Linked DNA regions of Mus musculus: region 2 is linked to region 1. A link is a loop called in an ENCODE intact Hi-C map of the cell type or tissue named here. Cell type or tissue: left cerebral cortex. All regions are shown on one strand.

Region 1 (8,000 bases):
CTTTCAGTCCAGCTCCAGAAGTATCTGGTGCCTCCTGGCCTTGAATGTCATCTGCACTCATGGGAACACATCACATTCAGATATCAAATAAGCAAGACAACTGCCTGATGACAGAGGAACTAAACTCTACATGGCAAGACCAAGCTTTACAGGGATGTCACTCTGGTTTGAGTTCATCTCTGGGGGGTTTCAGTTGCCTCACTGTGAAGTATTAAAGGCAGAAATTTCATCTGTACTGTGCCACCCTGGCTTAGGTAACTTAGCATTTCTTTTTCTTAAGTACCATGTACCTGAATATTCTCCTTACTCCACGTGTGTGGTGTCTTACTAGCAAGCAGCTTCAGATCCTGAACAGCAAGTCTCTTCACGGCTTTCCTGGGGTCATTCTTCAAATACTGCAGCAGAAGCTGAATCTACAGAGACAGCAAAGTCATTCTGTGAATAAGTCCGTGCCTGAAACTGTCAATAGAGGCCAGTGCTATGCTACTTAGGGAGACTCTTAGAATACAGAATGGACTCCCTGTAGCTCAGAGCTCTCACTAGCAGCTACAGACTCAGGCTTGGACCTCTTTCTCCTTATACACAAATGGTACTGTGTAACTTGTCAGATTCCAGCAGAGGACCTGGCAGTTATGATACTCTATCATTTCTTTCCTACCTACCAACAACATATCCTTCTACATATTTCCTAATGTCTGTGTCCTCCAGAGCTCACAAGTATGAGAGAGAGAGAGACAGAGAGTGTGTGTGAGAGAGAGAGAGAGAGAGGGAGAGAGAGAGAGAGAGGATGAATGTGTAAAAGAGAAAGCTAACTGACCCTTGTCAAAGACTCCTTAGCATTATTAAGACTTAGGGTTGTTTATTTTTTTATCACAAACTAGGTATGTACATTTATAAAGAATAAGCCATTAAAGAAAATGGAATTACCTGCTTGGGTGTGTCAACCAAAGAGGAGGCTGCCAGCAGAGTGAAAGTGTGCAGAGACACGATGACCATCTTGGTGGAGGGGTAGGACGTGACCAGCTGCTGCAGGAGCTGGCGGGCGCTGGAGGCCAGGAGGGCATCGTGGTGCATGTGCTGCAGGATCGGGATCAGCTTCAGCTTCAGGTCCACCGGTGTAGCTAAGCCTGAGTGCAACAAGTGTGTCAGGTGTCTCACCACTATTAACGAGAGCTCAGATTGTTTTTAATTAAAAAATAAGAAAGGTATAATTTGATTAGCAAAGTTTCACTTACAAACAACTTGTATTATATACCATAATGGTTATAACATTAAAGATAATTATACCAGAACTAACCAACAAATTCAGTAGATTTATCAGAAAGTATGGTAGTAAAAACTGCTTGGGTCTCTCTACATAGCCCTGGCGGACCTGGAACTTGCTATAGAGCAGGTTGGTCTTGAAATCATAGAGCTCTGCCAGCCACTGCCTCCCAAGCACTGGGATCAAAGACGGGCACCACCATGTCCAGCACACGGCTTTTAAAGGCACAGTAGGGGCAGCACGAGGGTTCTGCTGCTTCCTTCCTGAGGGCTAGAAAAGCTCTTGGGAGCTTGGGATACATCAGCCCGTAGCATGTGTTACCTATCCTTTTTTAAATGATTCCTTTATAAAATGCCCCTTAGATTATCTTAACAAAAGATGGTATCATATGTAACGCAGCAGGCATTTAATAAATACCTGCTCAGGGGGCTGGAAAGATGGCTCAACTGTTACGAGCAGTGGTTGCTCTTCTAGATGACATGGGTTTGCTGCCCACTATCCACATCATGGTTTACAACCTTCTCTACTTCTAGCTCCACAGGATCTCACGCCCTCTCTGACATTCCTGGGCATCAGGCTTCACATGGTGCATAAACACACATGCAGGCAAAACACGCTTACGCACAAAATAAAATTAAAAACCAACAACACCAACAAAAACCAGTAACACAAAAACCTGCTCAGTGAATGGGTGATTTTCTTCATAATGTCACAAAGCTAGCCTCACTGGAACACCAATTTTGGTACAAGGGGGAAAAAAAAAAGAAAGAAAAAGAAAAAGTAATAAAAGAGAGCAGGCTAAAATTGCATTTGTCTCTTGTTCTCTGAGTGAGCAAATTCTCTTTACATTTAAATTACATAAAAAATATCCTATCTAGAGAGGCAAACAGCACAGGGCCTAAAAGCTGAAGTCTCAAGACCAAATGGCTTGAGTTCATTGCCTCATTCCATCTCATTTGTCCATCACCCAGCTGCACAGCACAGCAAGACCTTTTCAGAGGGAAGAGGGAGCAGTGTTCCTGCGAACTGCACAAGGCTAAAGCCAGAGCTGCCTATTAAGAGACACTATGAGGATAACATGGGGTCATGGTACACGATTGGGGCCTGATCTTAGTTGCAAGGGGAAAGTCCTGGATGGATGCTATCAGATAGACCCGAAAAGCTTGTACTGGTACTGCTCCCCTCTCTGCAGGCCACATCTTTTCCTTCCTTGACGTCGCTTCATTAGGGCTCTGTCATCAACTCAGGTAAAGCACAAGTCCTCCTGCCCTCCACCATGTCACCCATGCTTGGGACTCTCCCTGCCAATTTCTCTGCAGCACTTGCTACATCCTGTCTGCATCTGTCTACAGCTCACTAGACTAGAACTTAGGTTACATGACAGTAAGGGTCTTGCTTTATTTCTATACTCTAAGTACCTCAGGCATTTTTGGCATACAGAACATACTTAGTATTGTTTTAAATAATGACTAGCACACAGTATATACCTAATAATCAGGAGCAAACATTATTAACAAGATTCCTAGTAAGCCTCTTTACATTATCAAATAAAATATACATACCTTGAATCATTTCACTGATTTTGTTACAGATCCCCACAGCAAAATCCCTTTAGAAAGAGAAAATTAAAACAATTGGCAAAAACATTGAAAAATTACAGAATTAAATGTGATTAAGGTAGGTTTGAGTTTTTTGTCTGTTTGGTTTTTTTTGTTTGTTTTGTTTTAGTTCTTGGTTTTTAGAGACAGGGTTTCTTTGTATAGCCTTCACTGTCCTGGAACTAACTCTATAGACCAGCCCGGCTTCAAACTCACAGAGATCCACCTGCCTCTGCTTCCCAAGTAATGGAACTAAAGGTGTGTGCCACCACTGCCAGGCTGTGATTAAGTTTTATAAGTGAAAAGAACACAATTATAGCAGCATCAATACTCCAAATTACAACCAAGACTTTGCAGGCTCTGGCAGTACTTTTCCAGGCTTGCCTGAGGGAAAGATGCTGACCAGTGTGCCTGCTGGATCAGCCTGAGACTTAGCAAGAACCAAGGTCCCCACTCCACACACGCCTGCGGATGCCCCGTAACACAAGCTCTGAACATATGGACAACAGATAGGCCCTAGTATGGAAGGATCTGAGATGCAAGCAAATACAGACTGACTCTTCATTTCCCAAACTGCCTAAAGGAGCTGTTTCAAGACACAGTTTTTTGATTCTAACAGAAACATCACTCAATACCAAAAAAACTTAATAACATGAACATCTAGAATAAAATGTTACATAACGTGCTTTACACAGCAAAACTAAGTGATGTGCAGGACATAAAGTACGATTTGCAATTCATTACAAGTCTAAATAAAGTATTCCCAGCTGCTAAGATATATTCTGTCCATTTCAAGTCAATGAGAGTTCTCTATACACCAGACAATGAAGACTTCACCTCTTGACAGCTAATGCAATGTGCTTTCTTCTGTTTTCTAGATTTTCTTTGTGGTTTTTTGTAGTACTGGGAATCAAATCTAGGCCTCTGCACACACTGAGCAAGCCTTATACTAATAAGCTATATCCTGGTCCTAGAAAGGTCCTAGATGACGAGTTTGACATATAAATATGAGTATGATTGACCCAGTGGGCTGAGTTCCTCTAGTATACTTGCATTATCTTAGACCACCTATCTTAATCTGCATACCCTCCCTATCAGCCAGACTTTGAGATCACAAAGTTCCCTGTGTGATTGCAGATCATAAGAAGTTGTACAGCACTATCGATCAAGCTAAAGAAAGAGCTGCCATCTTCATGAATTTAGCTGTGCTTGCTTCCAAAGACCACACCTGGACTTACTGACTGACTCTGTCCCCTCATAGAAATGAGGGACACGGAGGGCCATGGCACGCTTACCTGAGTATCCAGCCACCACTCCCAATCAGTCATATGCAAGTCTGTCTTAATTGCATGTGGCCTTGGGAGGGGCTACAGTACATGTGGGGAGAAGACTAGGGGAAGGGAACTCCATCTGAAGGTATGGGGAAGCCATTATACATGCTGGATGAAGACTTTTCGGTGTGGCCCCAAAGGTGCTACACACTGCTGTCAACAAGCCCTTGCTCACCCAGGCTCTGCGAGCAAGTGCAGTGAGCTCAACGGCTCCTCATAATTGCAATACTTCAGCTGTCAGCTCCCCCGGGCCCTCCAGGACCAGCAGGCACTGCCTAGCCCTCCAGGGAGAACCCACAGCGTGAGCACACCTTGCCTTGCTTTGCAGTAAAACTGAAAATTTTCTCAAACTTTTATTTGTGCAATACCTTCTTATAAAAAGAAGTAAGAAAATGCATTTTCGTTATCCTTCCGGGAAGATCATTGCTTTGAAAGTGAAAGACTTATTTCCTCAGCCTGTGGTTATGTAAGATGACGAGATGCTAAAAAGATGGAATTCCTGACTCAGTCTAAAGAATTACAAAGCTGCAAGGAGGAAAAACCAAGACTGTGAGCACACGATTCCTTGCAGTGCAGACGCTAATGTACTGTTTTCCTTGTAAAGACACTAACTTCCTGTCTTACTCAACAAAACTCTTTCACAAAGAACTAAGATGCCAATGACATTTCAACGACTATTTTGAGACTATGAGCTGGAATTCAAAGAGTAGGGCTGAGTGTTTTAGCAACAGGCAGCTGTGCTCCTTACAAACAGCTCAGTGCTTGAAAGCACTGGCTCCTACTGCACAAGACCCAGGGTTGGTTCCCAGGACCCATCCAGCAGCTTACAACCACCTATATCTCTAGTTGCAGGAGATCCAATGATCTCTTCTGGCCTCTGTGGGCTCCAGGCACATATGTGCACATAGAATCAGTCACGGTTAATTGGCACAGTGCCTCAGCCAAGCAAGAACACACTTGAACTGAGGGGCTGCCAGCTCATGCCGCCCGCACCGACTGCAGTCAGTGAGGAGATCAAGCACTGCCCGTGTCTGACTGCGGTGAGGGGTTTGCAACAGTTCCACCTAATTACAGAATGTTTTCTTTTACATGAACTCTTGACAACAAACACATTTTGTGTTAAGTAACATTTGCTTCAGTCTCATGGCTTATCCAGGTACAATGGCATTGGCATCATCCATCCACCCACCCACCCACCCATCCATCCACCATGTTTGGTAAAAGGACATGGATGAGGTAGCAAGAACCAAGGCAATGCCAGCAACTGTCCCAGGTCACGTGTTCTTCATTACTGTAAACTCATATTAAGGAGAGAACACAAGCTAGTTGTATGCAACAGTCTCAGCAAAACTGAAACTACTCATTGTATTCAATTTAAAAAACACATACAGCACCAGTCCAAATGTTTGGGATAAGATATAAATGTATGCTTTCCTGGGACACAGATACTTAGACTTCCCTACTTGCCAAAGATTTTTCTTGGAAGAGGAGTTAAAGTCAACTGATAACATTAGGCAAATTACTGAGAATCTTTTATAACAAGTACAGTACTCTAGCTGTCAGCAAAAATTACAATTACAGCAAACAAACTTTTTACCATGAGCATGAAAGTTTAACGCTTACAAGTCCTTCTGACTAAACTGGTGTGGTGCTCTCATATGCAGGTGGAACATTTACAAGATCTGAGTAATACAAGTACATCAGTGCTTCCTAACAGACCAAATGACAAGGTATTAAAGCGTTCATGAACCTAAGACAGCTTCACAAACCTCCCTTCTTTCCACCACTACTTGTGGGAGATGGGATTTTCTTTACACACTTTAGTCAAAATGTTACTGAGAAAGCAGATGAGTGAGATTTTAGCCAGGCCTTGAAGATCTTTGAAAAAAATGTTTAAGGCTATTTTTCTCACAAAATAATTTGTTTTTGGAAAATAAACACTTTTATAAAGCTATTTTACACTAAAATAAGTATCTACCAACACATTTTTTATTTAAGGGTGTAAAGGCAGGCCATATGTGGCAGCATGCACCTGCAGTCCCAATAATTGGGAACTAAGGCCGGAGGATCTCAAGTTTGAGACGAGCCTAAGCTACACAGAGAGATGCTTCTGAGATCCCCCCCTCTCAACAGAAGAACTATGAAGGCACTTCTTCAGCACTCAGCTTTGGCCATTAGCCATCTCTCTGGAGAGTCCTCGCCCACCCACTGTGGCTACTTCAACAGCACAGTTAATGGTATTTGTGCTAACAAAGCTTTGACTTTGTTGTTGTCACTAGTATTTAGAATAATATCTAGACATGGTGGATTGTCGGTACATGGTCCAAGAATGGAGTCCTATGAGGAGAATTCTGAGTGCCTATAGGAACATTCCAAGACAACAAGACAAGTGTCTTGTGACGTTTTTCTTGGAGTGTTTTCATGTTGCTCTCGGGTGTAGCTGAGTTTACTTTAAATTACTCACTATGGCTTGTCAATGTTATGCAATTAAATGTCTAACTATCCTTTATATGCCTCTATAGAAAAATATGCTTTTGCCACATATGGCTTGAACTCGTAAGAACTTTACTCAGGTGACCCTTTCTTAGCCCTCAGGTTGCGTATGGACTGTTTGGTGCCCTGAATAGAATTGGCATAAGAGTTGTGCCTAAGATTCTAGTCCCCCTTTACCAGCTCCATTCTCTCAGCACCCACTGCCTCAAAGGCAATGGCAGTGGATATTCAGCAAGGTATTTTCAAAACCTTGAAGAACAATTCTAAAGTTTAAGAATCTAGTTTAAGCTCTTTGGGCCTAAAAATGCAGAGTAGGAGTCTTCTGATTTTTTTTTTTTAATTTTTGGTTTAATAATAAATTCTTGGTGTCACTACTGAAACTGCCGAGACTAAAGAAAGTCATCTGATGTTCTAGTTGTGCAACCCCAGCCTTCATCTCTGTGTCATACCAAGCCTGACAGCCCAGAGCAGACATTCCTGCAATACAGCCATGGGTTGGTGCCACTGGACAGCTGCCCCTTTCTAATGAAGTAGAATTCTTTTTAATTAGTGGCTGGAAGGGGACACCACTCTATGTTCACTTCACCCCTGAAGCTAGCCAGCACAATCTCTTCTACAACATACCACCCTAACCCTTTCAGGCAACCGAGATGCAGCCATAGCAGCACAGGCGCAGAATAGAGTAAATATGTTCTTTTTCCTTCTTTTTCTTTTTGGAGATAGGGTCCCACTATGTATCCCAGTTTAAGCTGGCCTTAAACTCTCAGAGATCCACCTGCCTCTGTCTCCTGAGTGCTGGGATTAAATGGATGGACCAGTATGCCTGACTAAATAAAATTTTAAATTGCATTTGACCAGTTACTTTGATTTAAGCAAGATGTAGAACTGAAAGAAATAACAGAAACCCACTAATGTTGGAGGAGACTCATGATCTCAAGCCAAGAAAAGATAAAAATTATGTATATACTTTGACAAATAAGTGCTTCAGGCTTTCCTATTAATCTGGCACTATATAATACAAATACAAGTATATATTACTGAAAACTAATGTTGAATAGCAATTTCCTCTAAACTGAAACAGTCTGCCCCTACGACTACGTAAGACTCAGAAAGTGAACTAGAGAGATGGCTCAGCGGTTAAGAGCACTGATTACTCTTCCAGAGGTCCTGAGTTCAATTCCCAGCAACCACATGATGGCTCACAACCATTTGTAATGGAATCCGATGCCCTCTTCTGGTGTGTCTGAAGACAGCAATAGTGTACTCACATACATAAAATAAATAAATCTTTTTAAAAAAAGACTCATAAAGTAA
Region 2 (8,000 bases), 510 kb before region 1:
GGCTACACACACACACACACACACACACACACACACACACACACACACACACACACACACACACACACACACACACACACACACACTCACTCACACACACACACACACAGCTGTGCTGCAGCTCCTCCTGACTGCATTACTGGGTATACACCTGGGCCAAACATTCACACCCTGGAAACCGAATCCCACTCCTTCAGACAGACACTTTTCAGCTTTCACACAACTCCTGTGTATCCCTTTGGAATGTGACCCATTCTTAGTGTACCATTGGTCCAAATCCATTCAACAACCATATTTGAGTTCAGCTAAAACGTTAGTGCACTTCTGGGTGTGTGGGGACATGGGAGTCATAAAGGAGGAAACACATACCACTTTCTTTAAAAGCATAAAGCCTAATAGACGTACTTCACATTTAAGAAATGTATGAATAACTCCATTGTTTTATAAAAAAATTATTTTCAAACCTTCAAAACTGATTTGGATACATAAATAGTGTGTTTTGGTCCACACAGAACCTGGGCTCTACCTGGATGTCCTAGTGCCTTCTTTTTAGTGTATCACAAATGAAACTCATCCTTGCTTCACCTCTTGCCATCGCCCACAGGAGCATTTCTCGACTTGTGGCTTCTCAGCCGCAATGCCTTCTGCCAGCTGTCCAGGCCTGAGAGTTTTGTCCAGGTTAAAGCTGTGCCCCACTGCGCGTGCTCTCCCTCCCTCCCACCCCCCCACCCCCCCCCCCCACTTGCTTATGAGGTTGATGCAGGCTTACCACCTTGTTCTCATTGACTTCCTCTGGCTTTACTTCAAATCCTCCCCACACGGAGCTCAGGCTTCTCTCTCTGCACATGGACTGTGCCTTTCAGACACTGCTGAGGTTTAGATGAATGCATTTTTATAGTTTACATATTTCTGTTTAATTTTTGTTCTCTTTTCATGATACTTTTCCCATGAGCTTTAGCTCTGCAGATTTAACAGTCACCAATCAGCTGTTGTTGACTTAGGTGCTATCTCTAATTATAGTTCATATTCAGAGCGATTGATTTGTGAAGTGAGTGTTGCTGTTTGTGTAGGAGAGTCCCAGGGTAGAAACACACAGGAATCTCACCAGCAAGGATGTGCTTACTCTCTCCACTAACGTCAGTTGCTGTCTGTCCAGACCATCAGAGCACTGTTGTGTACGTCCATTACTGTAGTTAGTAAAATGCAAATACAGCACACACCAAATGACACTCTAGACAGATGAAAAGCTCAATGATGTCCGTGCAAGAGAATGGCTTCTGTCATCTGCAGAGTTGTTGACAGACAAAGCAACAGTTGGAAACAAAGACAGCCAAGTACTTGGAGAAGAATGATCTGAGCAATACATAGCTAAAGGGCTTGAGAAAAGCCTTGAAACCTCCAAAGAACGTGCCCACGTGATGCCTTCAAAGAGCAAAGCCCATGTGATGACCACTCAGTTCTGTGGTCAGAAGAGCAATGCCAGAGAGCACAAAGGTCTCAGCATGAGGCAGGCCCTCAGAAGGGCTCATCTGGTAAAGGGGCTCCCAACACAGGCCTGGGGACCTGAGTGTGAGCTCTGGAGCTCACATAACGGTGGAAGGAGACAACCAACTCTACAGAGTTGTTCTCAGACCTCCCCATGTCCACAAATGTGCATGGCACAGACATGCATCATATATACGTTGTAATAAATACTTTATTTCATAAAAAGATTGAACCAGTCTACAGTGTTTCCGTTTTCTAGGTCAGATAAGTTATAATAGGCCCTTTACTTTTTCACCATTTACTCTGAAATATTTGAATCCATTTTAAATGGTTTGAGTACTGATCTCCAGGAATCCAGTGAGCTCCTTTGGTCACCAGCTCAGAGTCTGCCCTTCTTCCAAGCTGCTGTCTTTCAGTGACGGTGCCTGAGTACCTGGTTGATTTCATTGGTTCCTTTTCCCTGGGGAGAGGGTTGCTGGGAATTTAAATTCCCAAACGCTCTCTGATCTGGGTCCCTGGCCCTCTTCGTGTATTTCATTTTGAAATAGGATCCCACTAAGTTGTCTAAGCTGTTCTGGAGCATCAGTCTGGAACTTGAGGTCCTCCTGCCTCAGCCTTCCAAGTAGCTGGAAGTACAGCCCTGCAACCCCCGGCTGAGCTGGCGAACTTACTGCGCCTGTGCGAGCCTATCCGAGCCCATCCTCTGCCTCCCTGTGGCCTGTGTCTCTACAGCTTGTTCTCTGCTCGCTCCCAGCTGCCATCCATCTCTCTTGTCTCTGGAATCCCGTCATTAGTATTTCTGATTTTGTTTTTCCTTGCTCTAGATCTTTAAGCTTTTTCCTTTTGTCCTTTCAACGTTTTGTTTCTGACTTTGAGGTTGCTTCTTCCTTCTGAATGCTCATTTATAGGAGTTGTGAACCTCTTTTCATTGATGTTACCCAGAGGTGAGAGCTGATGTCCTTTCTCAAAGGGCACTACCGACTCCTCCCCTGTATGTCCAGGCACCGTGCCAGCTTACTTTCCCTGAGCAGTGCCTCCTGTGATCATCTGTGAGCTAGTACACTGCGGCTCTATACTCCTCTCCCTCTGCTCCTAACAGCCCTTGATTTATTTGTCGTTATTTTGAACTATTGAAATCTCGTTACATTGTTGATACTGTAGAATTTTTAACAATGATTTTGGAAGAAATATTAGGAAGTCCTGGGATTTAAAAAAAAAAAAAAAGTCTTATCAATGGTTCATTTTCTGCTTCAGAAATTAAAGACACGCGTTAGGACTTGGGTTTATCCTCCATTTTAGTCTAATTTGTACAACTATTTTAGGTGAAATAATAGTTTTACTTGATGTGAGTGAAGAAATATTATATCTCTAAAGAAAACGATCTCTTAGATGTTCAGACTGGGCTAAAACCAGTATCTGTGGTATGAAGTAGGAATACTGTAAGTGGGAAATGTCAGTGTTGTGCAGCCTCTCACATGGGTGCAGTTTTCTTTCATTACCTTTCTGTGTGGATAAAAGGTAATCAAGATGTGTTTTATCCTCCTGAAAACAAAACCCCCATGACTCCGCATATTAGTCTCATGTCTATGATTTGGTGAAAAGTTTTTTTAAAGCAAGTTGGAAAAATGTCTGTCTTCATATCCTCATTAGGAAACCTCTTTTTAATTTTGTAGTCAAATCAGAAAATTAATGCCCGTTGGACCACAGAGGAGCAGCTTCTAGCAGTGCAAGGTATACTAAAGATAAGCAGTAATTGTTGTTCATCACGATTAACTGTCATGCAAGGTGCCCGCCACAGTCCTTCCTTCTCTAGAAGTGGGTCACCGTGTCATCCTGGTGATCAGGGATTGTGTGTTGTGTTTCTGGGTGTGGCATACTGAATCTGTGCATTTAGGGTCCTGAGGAGCATAGCCAGTCACCTGGTGCTCTGTGGCTCAGCTTCAGGGTGTCTCTGTCACACTGAAGAGTGCTTATGAACATAAACTCTAAGGTTCTTAATTTGTCTAACTTCTGTATTTGATTAAGTGTGAGGTGACTGAAAATTTTAACTATGTGCTTTCAGCGTGTTATTTTCCACAAAGAGATAGATCACTGGGTTCCTTTAAGAGACCACAGGCACTGTGAGCATGTGCTACCGTGTCTGGTGCAGTTTGTGAGAACATTCAGTGGCTGCACCCGTGGACAAATGGGGAATGTTGTAAACTTGGGTTTTCTTCTGCTCTGCTCTGCTCTGCTCTGCTCAATGGCAGATTGTACATTTTGTTTAGGATTCTGCTGCTCTTTTAAGATGAACTCTGCAGAATTCGTTGTGTGAATTAAACGTGGTCTGCTTCTTGTTTTTGAGCCCTCGTTGTGCTGAGCGGGAAGAGCTTCTTACTGGGGCTCCCAGGAAGCAAGAGCACAGAGTGTGTAACACCCCAAACACTCATCCTCCTCTTTGCTTAGAGCTTGCATCACGTGTATTTAGTGCTGTGGCTTAGAACTCTGCTAAGAGTTTGAGCAGGCCTGCCTTTTATTCATGCAAAGCCCGTTTTCCTTCACTATGGTGTTGCCTGATAAGAACTGACCCCTGGTCTGCAGTGTTCGGTTAGTATGTTAGTTCTGGATCGTGATAGATATTATTCCAGCAAAGGATTTTCTGAAGAGAATGTCCAAGGGAAACTTGGGGTGATCTTTCTCCACACAGCACTTGAGATTTGATAGTGTGATGAACTGTTTTCAGGGGCAGAGTCCACAAAATGGAATAGCTTGGTTGCACCATACATAGCTGCACTGAAAGAAAAGGCTGTAGTGAGATTCCTGTACACAGCCCGAGCTGTGTGTGCAGACAGCTAGAGGGCAGTGTTGATGCCTAGAGTCACACGTCTTCCTGCTGAGGCATGGCCAGTGCTCTGTGATGCACATTTAGAAAGTTACCTTTAAATAAATTATTCTAACAGCAGTTTGAGTGGAAGTATACTTGTTGTAGGGTTTTTTTTTTTTAAGGTCCTTCTAAAATAATGTGTTAATGCCTCATTTTTAGTTCTTCAAACTAAATATCATTTGGAATTTTTGTTTGGCCATTTTGTTTCTATTCTTAGTACATAAGTGGAAACAATATGTATCTATTTGTGTCTAAAGTAGTTGATGTAGAAGGATTTAAGTATGCTCTTTTGTCCAATATGCCCACACATTAACATAAAGACCTTAACATCTATCTTTTTTTTTTTTTTGGTTTTTCGAGACAGGGTTTCTCTGTGTAGCCCTGGCTGTCCTGGAACTCACTCTGTAGACCAGGCTGGCCTCGAACTCAGAAATCTGCCTTCCTCTGCCTCCTAAGTGCTGGGATTAAAGGCATGTGCCACCACTGCCTGGCCTTAACATCTATCTTAAAAACTGTACTGTAGCAGTGCCCAGGGCCCCAGTCTCTGGTTGAGGTGTGTGCATAACTGTAGTATCTGTTTAATGAGAAGCAAGCCTTTGCTATCAAGATGCTACTTAGCAAGCAGTTTTTTCCTTTATATTTGTAAGAAATCTTTACATGGTAAATCCTTTAACAGACACTTCAGTACTTGAAAGTTATAACAAATTTTGTTTTGATATTAACATGTTTTAATTTCTATCACACTATATTCAGGATATGTGATACATGTGTACTGCTGTGACACCCTTTGTAAAGTGTTCTGCCTTACTCAGAATGGACTGTTAGTGACCCAGAAAAGTGAGAGGTGCTGTTGTTGAGATTAGTAACTCAATTTGAATATACTTCCGTGGTAACTCTTTTAAAACCACAAGTACAACAAGATCATCTTCATTCCTAGGGTTCAAATAGTATATCGCACCTTTCCTGTTGTTACCAACTGGTTGCTGACATTTTAAGCACTTCCCTTCCTTTCTTCCCTAGTGGAAAGTGAAGACATGAATCAGTCAGGTGTGGCAGGAATCTATGTGCTTCTGTAGCTTCCTTGTGCCCATTCTAGATCTGCTGTGATCTCAGTGGGACATCATTAGTGCCAGTAAGAATGGCTCTTCTGTTTCTCCATGTGTGTGGCCTTTTTCATGTGATATTAGTCTCCGAAAAGCATACATTTATATGGTAACACAGGAGGAATGTAGCATGCAGTGCTTACTGTTGTTGTTTTAGTCTATCTCAGAATATATTCGTATCCTAGTGCTTAGAAGATTCAGTCTCTGATCTTAATGCTATTTGAGAAAGAAAAAAAAAAGGCAAAATGTTAGCATGGTGTCAGCTTTAGATGTCTACTTTCACTTTCCCTGCCGTGGCCTCTAACTCAGGGAGCAGAGGCCCTGTGTCTGAGGGCTGGGGCTGTGTTGAAAGTTGCCATCTCTTATGCTCTTCGTACTATTGATCTTTTTAAGAAAAATGAAGCTACAAATCTAGAAATTGCCTTTTTAGATTTATCTCATAGTTAAGAGCCCAAAATGAGAATGGTTCATCAAGTAGAAAGCAGTTGGTTTGACCACTGATAAAATGTAGAGATGGTAAATCTAGTCCATGAATAATCAAAAGGACGTAGAATAGCAAACTAGTACTTTGGTATTTAGGTTAGGTATTTTAGTACTCCCTTTAGGTTTGAAGTATCCTGTCTATTGTAACAGAGGTCGTGAGTGCAGACATCTTAGAGTCTGTCAACCTCTGGTATGCCACTTCAGGTCATCACTCACTCAAATCTCCCATTGCTTTTGGAGTGGAATTGAACTTACCATGTGAAAGATGTGAAGGCAGGACTCAGAGAGCAGCAGTGAGCAGTGGAAGGGAAAACCATGGTTTGAACTTCACTGTCTATATAATCCTTATTGTCTGTATCTGATTAATAAGTCTATAGAAAGTAGAAAAAGGCATATCCCCAGAGATGTGAGTTTAAAACGTATATCTTAGTTACTGTAAAGGCCATATCCGTACAGTTTTTAGATGCCAATACTCTTATTTCAAAATGGACTTTTGGTAAACTTGTATTCCCCAGTTATATTAAGTATATTAAGTCTCCCTTTTCACGACAATGACTCTTGTTGTGAGAAGCAGGGAGAATCCCTCAAGTTCTTCTGCCTTTGAGCCACTGTGAGCGCTTTGCTTTCTCTTGTCTCTAAATACCAAATGCAGTATCCATGCTGTCTGTCCTTCTGGCTTCTAAACCATGACCATAATTGGGAAACACTGCCTATGTGCTCCTAAAGTGTGAGTGGACACAGTCCTCCAGCTGAGTCTGGGTTACTCAGGCAGTGCCTGTGTCTGTCTTTACTAGTAAGAAAATTACCTTTAAGATAAATAAGCAATGTTTAAGAAGATGTATGTCATGGTATATTTATGCCAGATAATGCAGAACAGTGACAGGAAGAGGTGAACCATCACAAAGTGTGATGGCGACAGTCCCCTAGTCCCATTGTTCTTAATTCCCAGACAAATTTTTTTAAAAATCCCATCAAATATTGAAAGTAATTACTTGCAAGAATAGGAAGTTTAGAAACCTGACTGAAAGCAATATTTCCCTCTCTGTTTGGTTCTGGAGGGGTCTCCAGACTGACTGCTGACATTTGAACCTTTTGCCCTTAGAGGCAAACTGTCCACTTAGATATACCTTAAACCATTTGACAGATTTAACAATCATTGTATTTAAACTCCCTTGCTGAGGAAGCATAGACTGCCTTGCTTGTTACAGACCATGTAAAGAGCATGGGTCACCTCTCCCCAAGGTACAGAGTGAGACTTGGTGGCTCTGACACAGTGGCCTCAGCTTACTGCTCATCAGTGTTCTGCATTAGGCTGTCCTCTGATTCCCTGACTGAGATTCTTCTGAAGGAGCTGTCCCAGTGCAGCAGCTGACTGCTCACCGTTGTGTAGACCTTAAGAGTTTCCTCTTCTAGACAATATGCTGATCCCTACTACTTTGTATAGGTTCTTAAAGGTTCCATCTCCTGAGCAAAACAAACTGTTGACTAGTTCTAGGAATATAAACATGATCTACATTCCACCATTGGCAAAGGAAATAGATCAGTCAGTAAAGTGCAAGGCACTAGGGCCTTGGTTCAATCCTAGGACCGAGGTCAAAAGACAAAACCCAAAACAGGTATGGTAGAGTGCACTTGCAGCCCCAGTGCTGGGAGGCAGTGACTGGCAGATCCCAGGGACTCTGGACTCTGACCTGCCAGCTTCCGCTGCTTGGTGAGTTCTATGAAACAGAGAGACCTTATCTCAAAAAACCCAGATGGACACAGAGCCACCCTACCTGGATGGTATGTGAGGAACACCACCACCTGAGCTTGTCCTCTGGCTTCCGTATGCCATGTACATACGCATGTGTATGTGCACATGTGCGCACACACACTTGCACACAGGCATGCACACGCGCGCGCACACACACACACACTTCAAGGCACTGTGTTTGGCCCTCATAGTTTGAGGAAAAACAAGAGAAGTAAACCTTATGGTAAAGAAAACTACATTTCCTGAGCACATTATACAGCGTTAAGTAACGCCAGTGAAGCTCTGCATTTTCTCCAGGTTTTTCCACATCATG

The links. Peaks named below come from ENCODE experiments on the same cell type or tissue, not always from the same donor. Only the 100,000 strongest peaks of a DNase experiment are listed, where the experiment ranks them.
Region 2: it touches region 1 in a loop (2.4-fold over the local background); 5 of 42 quality-filtered maps call a loop at or near these places.

Annotation. Positions count from the first base shown.
Region 1 is chr1:191,589,300-191,597,299 of GRCm38, reverse strand. Ints7 (integrator complex subunit 7) reads right to left here. Exons shown (of 20, transcript NM_178632.6): 5 at 2,827-2,873; 6 at 928-1,127; 7 at 291-413. Among named protein-coding and RNA genes, the nearest start is that of Ints7, 18 kb to the right of the region's middle. In left cerebral cortex, no CTCF peak of the experiment used is centred here; a DNase peak (open chromatin) is centred at 4,827; H3K4me3 peaks cover 371 bases; H3K27ac peaks cover 2,325 bases.
Region 2 is chr1:192,103,860-192,111,859 of GRCm38, reverse strand. It overlaps Rcor3 (REST corepressor 3), which reads left to right. Exons shown (of 12, transcript NM_001346740.1): 10 at 3,159-3,216. Among named protein-coding and RNA genes, the nearest start is that of Traf5, 15 kb to the right of the region's middle. In left cerebral cortex, a CTCF peak has its summit at 4,312; a DNase peak (open chromatin) is centred at 4,301.